Linked DNA regions of Homo sapiens: region 1 is linked to region 2. Evidence: chromatin contacts called from ENCODE Hi-C data. All regions are on one chromosome and are shown on one strand. Each heading gives the region's core, a stretch centred on a gene start or an enhancer-like site at or near the end of the contact. The rest is flanking DNA. Distances are from core to core; before and after follow the strand shown.

Region 1 (4,492 bases), core at 1,278-3,777, 160 kb after region 2:
AGACAAAGAGGCAACACAACTACATGCTTTGTTGTCTGTGCATAAACTGAGTAACAGATGCACAGTGACCAATCACTGACAGATTTTGAAAGAAGTGACATGATTGATCATGGATCATGATACATGTTTGTAATTTACAAGTTATTTGTAGAATGAAGAGCTAGCAGTCAAGTTTGTACATTATCCAAGTACACAATTAATACACCATGGTAAATGAAATTTGAACCATATTGTTAGGGGATTGGTGTCACTTAACTAAACTGTAGTAACTGAAATTCATATGTATAAAAGCCATGCAAAGCAAGAACTGCCTGCCCATAAATACTCCTATGTATAGAGCATAACATTAACAAATCAAAAATTTACAATGGAATCCTCAAAATTGCCCCTATACTGCCAAATGACATAAACATGAAAGCAAGGATCAAGTCACTTACAGATGTCCTACAGATACAATTAGTACTTGACTTTAATATATTTGATTTTCATACCACCTCACTTTTTAACAGAGCATGCTGATACCTGTTATTTGGACTTTAATATATCAAGAAAGGAAAAGAGATCTGAAGCTCTCATACGATGGCACTGCCTGCTGGAAAACAGTATTGTTTTAGTTGTGTCATCGCCTTATTACAGTAGTTTATTTAAGCAATTATGCAAATGTATTCAATTTTGACCTTATTATATAAAATTAAGTGGAAAATAGAATCAGCAATGGTGGTGATAAAAAGGATAGTGTTAATAAGAAAAATCAGTTTTATGAATTTGATTCCAGTGAAACAAAAGCAAAACTCCTGAGCATCAGATAGTCAGTGGAATTAAGCAAGTTTTTTCTCTGTGAATGTGGAAAATCAAATGAGTACGTACAGAGAGTGCAACATAAATTGCAAAACTATTTTACTAAAGATGGTATATACAACTAGAACCCTGGAAAAATAAAAAATTAAAATTAAAACATTAAAAATAATTAAGGAACTATATTATATCTTTAATTCTCTGGCAATAGAATCCTCATAACTTATTAATCAATTGTTTATGTTTTGCTTTACAGCTGAACACTGGTGAATGCTCTTATATTTAATAATATTTATTAGAAGTTCTAGGCTTCTAAACTGAATAAAGTGTTTCTATTGGTAGTAAGAGAATTTAAAAAACAGATGAAAGTATGCTCAGAACATTTAGGCTGTGAAAGGACAAAAAAAATCATTCTTTAGTATCCCTCTGTGTAGGAAGTCAAAATAGCTTGTATATCATCTTATTTTGTCTTCAAAATGACTAACTACCTCATTCTCATAGTAGAAATACCTTGAAATTAGATACAGGGAAATTAAAACAGAGAAAAGATAAAATTAAAACCTAAGTTTCTTGATTTTTGACACTTCAATAATGTACTTTTTTCTTTAACATTTTTGGACAGGAAATTCTAAGTTAATATTAAGGGCAAACAGAATATTAGACTTGGTATTTAACGTATTTTTATATATATATATAATAATATGATCACTGCTTGTCCATTTTTCCAAAATTGAAGTAAATGAGTATTTTACCTACCCCAACAATCCGCTTCATAGCATCCAGTTTAGCAGAATCTTTGTTGCTCTCTAACATTTGCTTTAGATCTTCATTCCTATTACAAAAGAGAAGAAAAAAAATCCATACTTTGATTTTTATATTAGATAGCTTAAAATATATCATTTTCATAAGAATTAGAAGTAATATCATGGGCAATGTTAAATAACTGCAGCAAGAAGGTGGCCATCTGCAGGCCAGAGAGAAAGGCCTCAGCAGAAACCAAACCCGCCAACACCTTGATCTTGTACTCCCAGGCATTAATTGTGAAAAAATTAATTTCTGCTGATTAAGCCACCCAGTCTGTGGCATTTTGTTATGGCAGCTCTAGCAAACTAATACAAGGGTTAAATGTTACAAACTGTCATTGCAAGAAAAAAATAAGTAAAAGCTAAGCACATTTTTTTCAAAAGGAATAAATGCAATGAAATTTATTATGAAAAAAATGAGCCTTACTTTCCAAACAGCTCATAAAATTAAATGCAATGGTGACCAGTAGAGAAGACAAAATACAATTAAATAATTAAAACACCTACTTCTTCCTAATTAAAAATACAGCTTGAAAATATTTAAACAGTAGAGGTAGTAATAAATAAAAACTGTCTCTGAGAACATACAACTACTACACATACTATAAATGTTCACCTTAAGGAATTTAGGATCCCTGCATAAAACTTTTCAGGCTCTTTCAGATTTCACAGGTAACAGAAAAGGGAGAGAAATTAATGGAACTATATATGTAACTGTATTTTGTTCTTCTACTTTTTGCTGTATTTTCCTATTTACTTAATGACTATGTATACTTTTATAATGAAAAACCTAAACCCTAAAAGAAACCTTAAAAAAATCTTACTGAAGTTAGGTAAGAAAAAAAAAGAATTCGATAGGAACTAAATAGAAAGGAAATGTGGTCACACATACACACATGCCAAAAAAGAAAACAATTTTCTCCTGCTTGTTCCCCTTTTCTGTTCCCCAAAGTGTCCCATTATTCTCCTCTACCAGTTTTATCTGGAGAGAGAAGTGAGCAATGAAGAGGAATGAAGTGTCAATTTTTAGAACAGCCCAACCTCTAATTCCAGGCATAGTCTTACTCGTAAACTAATGGAAACTTGGTTTGCTCATCTAAAGCCCAAATTCCCAGAGTGCCCAGAACAAGCACCTGCTCTCTGAAACTAAAAACAAGAAAACAGAATCTCAATATTAAAGATAAAGGTTTTGCTCTTCATGGTTAACAGAAAAGCTAGTCTTCAACAACAAATACTGCATTAATATAGGAAGAGAAACTAATAATTCTGAGGTTCAGGGAAGAGACAAGAAAAATCCTAGGCACTGTTTCAACCTGATGTAATATGCAGCTTCTCACGTATGTCATAAGGATCTATTTAAAATTCTGATATAAATTACATGTTTCTTCCCAAATTCTTCTTTGCCTGTCACCAAAACAGTAAAGATTTAGGAAAGTTAATACCATAACACCTACTTTACCCTCAAAATACATTAACTTTTATTAAGTTCTTTTAGGTCTACCTTCTTCATTACGTAGATTCAAATATGATCAGTTAACATGTATTACTGCATAAATCTTAGATACTATTTTGTTAAATATCAATATTTGAGTCAAAATAATGCTGAATTAGCAATATTTTCCTCAACTCTTTGCTGAAAACAATAGTTGTTTCAAATATATTCATTTTTAATTTACCTGTGTCTTCATTTACCTAGTTACCTGTAGCTTTCTAGCTTTGAGTATTAGGATACCAACTTTATTTTTACATAAGTGACATCTTGTGGTGTTAAATGGTATAACTTTTCCTTTCATGTTCAAAATAGGCCAGTTTTAAGTTTCAAAGGACAGAGAAGAATATATAACTGAACATTTAAGGCAAATCTTACTATTACCAGGAAAGTCATTCTTATTTTAGCCCCAGAATGAACTAGTAACTATAACTGAAAAATAAAGTTTACCAGTTATATATAAGAACTAGGGATGTGTTAGGGCTATTATGTAGTGTAAATTACCTCTCTTTTTAATCAATCTATAATCCATAACTCATTAAAACCTTCTACTCCTTCTAAAGACAACATAAATTAAGGGGAAAATTAAGACTATGTAGTACTGTACACTATATCAGTGCTACTTAAAGTATGATCTGAGAAAGTCTGGTCCAAGAATCATGACTAATTCACAAATTTTTGTTACCAACCCATGAGGAGATAGGTACCAAAATTCAGAATAAGCACATTGAGAACCGTGACGGAACAATTTGACAATGTAATTTTATGTTTATTGAGTCTAATTTAAAAAGTGGGGCTTGTATTTTATTTTGTGTGCCTTTTTCATTTTATTTTTCTTTAATTTTATTATGTTTTTGTTTGTTTGTTCTTTCTTTTGAGACAGAGTCTCACTCTGTCACCCAGGCTGGAATGCAGTAGTGTGATCTCCGCTCACGCAACCTCCGCCTCCTGGATTCAAGTGATTCTCCTGCCTCAGCCTCCTGAGTAGCTGGGATTACAGGAGTGCATCACCACACCCAGCTAATTTTGTATTTTAAGTAGAGATGGGGTTTCATCATGTTGGCCAGGCTGGTCTCGAACTCCTGACCTCAGGTGATCCACCAACCTCGGCCTCCCAAAGTGCTATGATTACAGAAATGAGCCACCACGCCTGGCCCATTTTATTTTTCTAGTAATTTATTTTTTATTGTATTTTGTAGAAGTATCCATCAATATTGGACTGGAAATTTTAAAAAGAAAAAAGAAAGGACTTTTACCATTTGAGAGCCCCACACTACAAAGTTACCTTCTTTTTCCTCAAAATTATGGTACACCAAAATTTATATACCATAGAAAGCAACACCTAAAACTTACATCCAGGAAATCATGGACTGGAAAAGTGATAAGGAATAGCAATTTCCAATCA
Region 2 (5,246 bases), core at 2,301-4,800:
AGACTCTGTCTCAAAAAAAAGAAAGAAAGAAAGAAAGAAAGAACACAAGGTGGGTAGGGTTAAGACAAGGTAGGTTTGGGCAAGCTAGCCTGAGTTTACTGAACTCAAATGGCAGTGGGCCATCAGGACAGGTGAATTTAATATCCATCTGGCAGTTGTATAGAAGGACTTGGGGTTGGGAAAGCATTGGTCAGAGGATGACCAATGGCAATGGTCTATGCAGGTAATGAAGAGCTAATCTAGAATAGTGGCAGTAGGGAAAGAAGAAACAGACATGAGAAATAACGCACAGAACATATAGGAGTTGGTAACTATCTAAACATACAGAATGACAGAGTAGTCAGAGATAATTCTGGGGCTTCAGATCTGGGAGAATGAAAAGAATGCTGGTGACAAATGGTAGAGCATGTCTTTTGATTGTATTAGGTTTGGAAAACCAGTAGCCTCAGAGAGGTCTAAAAATTTGGTATGAATTTGGGAAGAAAAGCTGAAACTTAATGTAAAGACTGAAAGATGTTACCATGGAAGTAATTAATATAAATGTTTTAGCTGAAGCTATAGGAGTGAATGAGGTCTCACAACAGGAAAAATTTAGAGGGAAAAAAGAAGATTAAAGAAAAATTCATTCACATCAATTAATATCTCAAAAGACTAATGTGTACTAAGTACTAATTTGGGGTCAACATTCACACTTGGGTGTCAGAGGCGTGTAAAAAGTGAAGCAACCAAAAGAATGAAAGGTCAAAAAAGTAAGAACAAAAGGGATGCAGAGACTTTTAAGTAGTAGGGGAATAGTCATAAAAAAAGATCAAGATTAAGAGAAGGCTACTGGGTTTGGGGAAGGATCATAGCTGCCTTTTCAGAGAGCAGTATGTGTAGGATAGAGTTGGAAATAACTGGGTTAAGAAGTACAAGATGGAGGATATGTAGAATATTTTTCTAAACTCACTCTCACTCATGTACACACACTCTGTTTTTTTCACTCCATGCTCCCTCTCTCTCTCTTTAAATGCTGAAAAAACCTGAATGCCACAGTTGGCAGAAAAGGAATGAATGGAGAAAGAGATTAAAGGTGCAAAGGAGACAGATGATTATTAACAAAACAAGACCAAAAGGAAGTAGGAGTTACCCTTGGGGAAGTGGATGCGAGTCTTACACAGAGCTGCGTTCAAAGGAAAAGTAGGGTAAATGGAGATTGTGAGTTAGAGAGCAGAAACACTGACCGTGGATGGCAGCTGTCTTCTAAGGAAAGTGGCTAAGCTCAGAGGCTGTAGGTAAGGGAACAGAATTAAATGTTGCCTTACAACTTGAATAGTGTAAAAAGAGTGAAAAAAAAAGAGCAGGATACTTAAGAGTTACCAAAAAATTTAGGTTACTTTTAGCATTTGATGTTCTCCAATACTGTTGATCTTTTATGGAATTTTTAAAAATGTTAAAACTGTTGTTTTATAGTTACATAGTGTGTTACATTGATCTTTCATATTTTATTTTTAACATAACACTTGAAAGAAGTAAGGTAGGTACTAGCATGTCTGCTTTACAGATGAGGAAACTGAAACAAAGATATTCTCTCCCAACAAGTAGAACACTATGCTTATCTCATAGGACTACCATAAAAATTAACTGTTTTGAAAGCCATATATTCAAGGTAACTCCTAGGTCGCATTTTCATGCTCAGTGCCCTCAAAACACATTGTCTGGATGAAAAAAAAGAAAAGAAAGAGTAAAAATATAGATTTAGTTAGGCTGCAGATATAAGGCATATGAATTTTCAGCACTAACATATTGTCATGCTAAATTAAAGTAAAGTACCCACCATCTGCCTTCATTACTCATAATTTAGGGCAGAAGCCACAACACTTGGTGCAAGGAGGACTTTTCCACAATTATAGTCACCTATTATTAGAAAATAGGTATATTCTGTAATTGCATGGTATACACCAAATCATTCAGAAAGAAACAGAAATAAATAAGTAGTTATGGTAGCTCCAAGGTGGAGAGTACTTATTCCAGTTGCTAAACTAAAGCAAAAAACTCCACAGTCCTGTATGCCTATTATAGATGGGAAAAGGCATTCTAATATAAAGAAAATAAGCCACCTAAGGGAAACACATGAACACAAAACTATCAACAATGTGAGCGAAACCCGAATTTCTCAAAGGCCTTGGTTCACTGCAATAGTTTGAGGTTTTTTATACTGACGTTCTATAGGAAAATATTTTTAACTATCAAGAGATTTAATCTGATCACTGAAAGTCTTTGACAAAGAAGAAACAAACAGAATCACTGACCTGGAGTGCCCCTGTGGTTTTTATCTTCTTTTGTTTTTTTCAGGGGGAGGAAGGGGTACAACACAACATGATGTTCAACCACTGTGGCTTTTTAATGGGATCCTAAAGCTCTGCTTCTAATACTACAGAGGCACTGAAGTCTATAATTTTTCAACTGTTACAAAATTTCCTAAGAATAACTTCTACCACTTGACACTCACTGATTTCTTGTTCTGTCATTTTTAAAAAATACTTCTTACTCTGGGTTGTATTTACTGTCGATTTGTAACTCTCTTTATTTTCAATAACATTTTAAACTTTCTGGTAATTTGATGTAAGTATGAAATGAGAGTACATCAGACTCACTAAGTGATAAGTTTTTATATGAGGCCAGATTAATAAACCATAAAATCTCTTAAGATTTTATGTGAATTTTTTAAAAATAAAAATCTCAGGTTATTTTATATACAGACACAAGTTTTAAATATAAATTCAAGTTTAAGATAGGTTTTAATATATGCAAGAAAATGTGAAATAAGGCAAGACAAATACTAGCCAATTTTTAAAACATTCTTTAACAATAAATCTCTGGATGGGGGAGGGCAATTGTCTACTTCAATAAATTAATTTTCATCCTTGCCTACTCAGATAACATATTGAAGAGATTCCAGTTAACAGAACAAATAAACGAAAACAATATTGGATTAAGAAGAAATTGAACTGAATCAAAGGCAGAGTTTGGCCATATTTTCAACAAACAGAATAACACAGTTGTATATAAAAATACTATACTTGAAGTCTAGCATGAACATGGTCCAGTTATAGGAAGGGGGTGATTATTAAAGACCAAAAAGATAATTATCGTTAGGTCTGAATTCTATATTTTTATTCTTTTAACTAGACTTGAAATCAGATAGAATACATTTTATATTAATAACTATATTTTTGCAATTTATACTTTATTTTTTTCCTGCTAAGCAGGCAAAATTCAGTGTTAAAAATGTTATTACCAAAAAGCATTATTATTTTATTATATAAGTGGTTCCATTTGTTTTTAAATAAATGGCTACGCAAATTCTTACTAACTAAAGAATGTATACTCTTTAATTGAAGCCTTAAAACACACTCTATTATGCAAAATGCCCAATATTTTTAAAAAGTGAATAGTCTCAATTTCTTATGATGTATGTACACTTATAATTCTTTGCTCAATACTATTTTTGTGACTTCCTTTCACTTCCCCTTCAGCAAAACCCCCCCCTTGTCACAACCTAGCCAAGAACAAAAAAGGTCATATGCGTAAGAGTTCCTTGATTTCAGTGGCAAGGGATGAGATTTTTTAAAGTTTCTAGCATTTCTGCAGAGTTGGGTTATAAGGGAAAGGCTTATCTAGAAAAAATAAAATCACAGGAGTAGATGAGGATGGTGTTGTCTATTTTAGTTGCTATAAGAATATTTACCTTCAATTACAACAAATGTATAATCTCTTACCTTAGTGACTCTTCTGGATTCAGATTCACTTTCAGGTTCTGACTCTGATTCAGAATCGGAAGAACTGTCTTCTATTGAACTAGATTCGTCATTTGAAGAATCTGAAGTTTTAGATTTTTCATTTTCCTTCTCCCCATCTTCAGAATCACTACACATAATAGTAAATTTTGAAATATGAACTTTAACTCCTTTATATAAGCAGTTTATAAAAAAATTGTTTTTAAATTCCAGAATACATTAATGAGGTAATAAAAAAGGTATTACCCATAACCAAATAAATTAGAACCCATTCAAATTCAATTCTATCCTGTCATACAAATTTCAAATGCAAAAAGTCATAAAATGACACTAAACAATATAATCAAAAGCAATGTAGAAAACATTAAATGTTTGATTTACCAAGAATTAAGTACTACCAGTAACAACGTTAAAGATATTTAGGCTGATTTTTTAAAACGCTATCTCAAAATACTGTGCCTGTGTGTGTGTGTGTGTGTGTGTGTGTGTGTATGTATGTATACATACATGTATATATATACGTATATACATATATATTCATGTATATATACGTATATATATACGTATATGAGACAGGGTCTCATTGTACAGTGGTGCAATCACGGCTCACTGCAGCCTTGACCTCCCGGGCTCAAGCGATGCTCCCATTTCAGCCTCCCAAGTAGTTGGGACTACAGGCATGCACCACCACATCCAGCTAATTTTATATTTTTTGTAGAGACAGGGTCTCACTAGGTTGCCTAGGCTGGTCTGGAACTTCTGGGCTCGAGTAGTCCTCCCAACTTGACCTCCCAAAATATTGGGATTATAGGCTTGAGCCACCACACCTGGTTTAGTAATATATTTAAATATTTATATATCTACTTCTGCTAAAATAGACTTGTATTTTATACATTTTCTACCCAAGAAAATTACTTACACAAGTTCCCAAATGTGACCTTAAACACATTCTATGAGAAAATGTTAACCAGTTCAAAGGAAATTCTTCTAAAGTACTATCTTGCTAAAAATTTAAGCTAATCAAATATAAACTTTTAAAATATCAAATGATCATACCTAAGTGCTTAACACCATTCATTTGTTCACCTGCTCAACAAATATTTATTAATTATTGACTACATGTTGGCATTATGCTAGGTGCTAAGGATAACGATGGTTAGTAAGACACAGAGGATCTCTGTGTGTCTACCCTACAGGGTCTACGGTCCACTGGAGGATACAGATAAGGTTGCAGTGATAATACAGTATAATAAGTAATAAGTAATAAATTATAGCGTGTCAGGAGAACATGTGGAGAGACACCTAAAAAAACTTGATCCAATTAGGAATGCTTCCTGGAGAAAGAGACATATAAGCCAAGATATAGGAGTAAGGCTGGCAGATGGGCAGGGAAACAGTTCTCCAAGGAGAAGGAATAACATGTGAGATGACCAAACACCCTTCTCTCAGGGGATGACAAATGCCTTG

Evidence for each region. A loop is a pair of places that touch in the nucleus more often than their neighbours do. Pooled maps may share reads with other maps.
Region 1: a loop to region 2 is called in a map with no recorded cell type, with 3 times the contacts of the local background. The contact joins two enhancer-like sites. A Hi-C loop is called at or near these places in 1 of 168 maps with a recorded cell type or tissue (IMR-90), 2 of 37 single-sample maps with no recorded cell type and 3 of 50 pooled maps.

Annotation. Positions count from the first base shown.
Region 1 is chr5:78,265,969-78,270,460 of GRCh38, forward strand. It overlaps AP3B1 (adaptor related protein complex 3 subunit beta 1), which reads right to left. Exons shown (of 27, transcript NM_003664.5): 2 at 1,552-1,627. Among named protein-coding and RNA genes, the nearest start is that of AP3B1, 26 kb to the right of the region's middle. Within about 2 kb of position 2,528, at least 2 of the 41 ENCODE cell types and tissues checked have a DNase peak (open chromatin) inside an H3K27ac peak, as active enhancers do.
Region 2 is chr5:78,106,446-78,111,691 of GRCh38, forward strand. AP3B1 (adaptor related protein complex 3 subunit beta 1) reads right to left here. Exons shown (of 27, transcript NM_003664.5): 20 at 3,762-3,909. Among named protein-coding and RNA genes, the nearest start is that of AP3B1, 190 kb to the right of the region's middle. Within about 2 kb of position 3,551, at least 3 of the 41 ENCODE cell types and tissues checked have a DNase peak (open chromatin) inside an H3K27ac peak, as active enhancers do.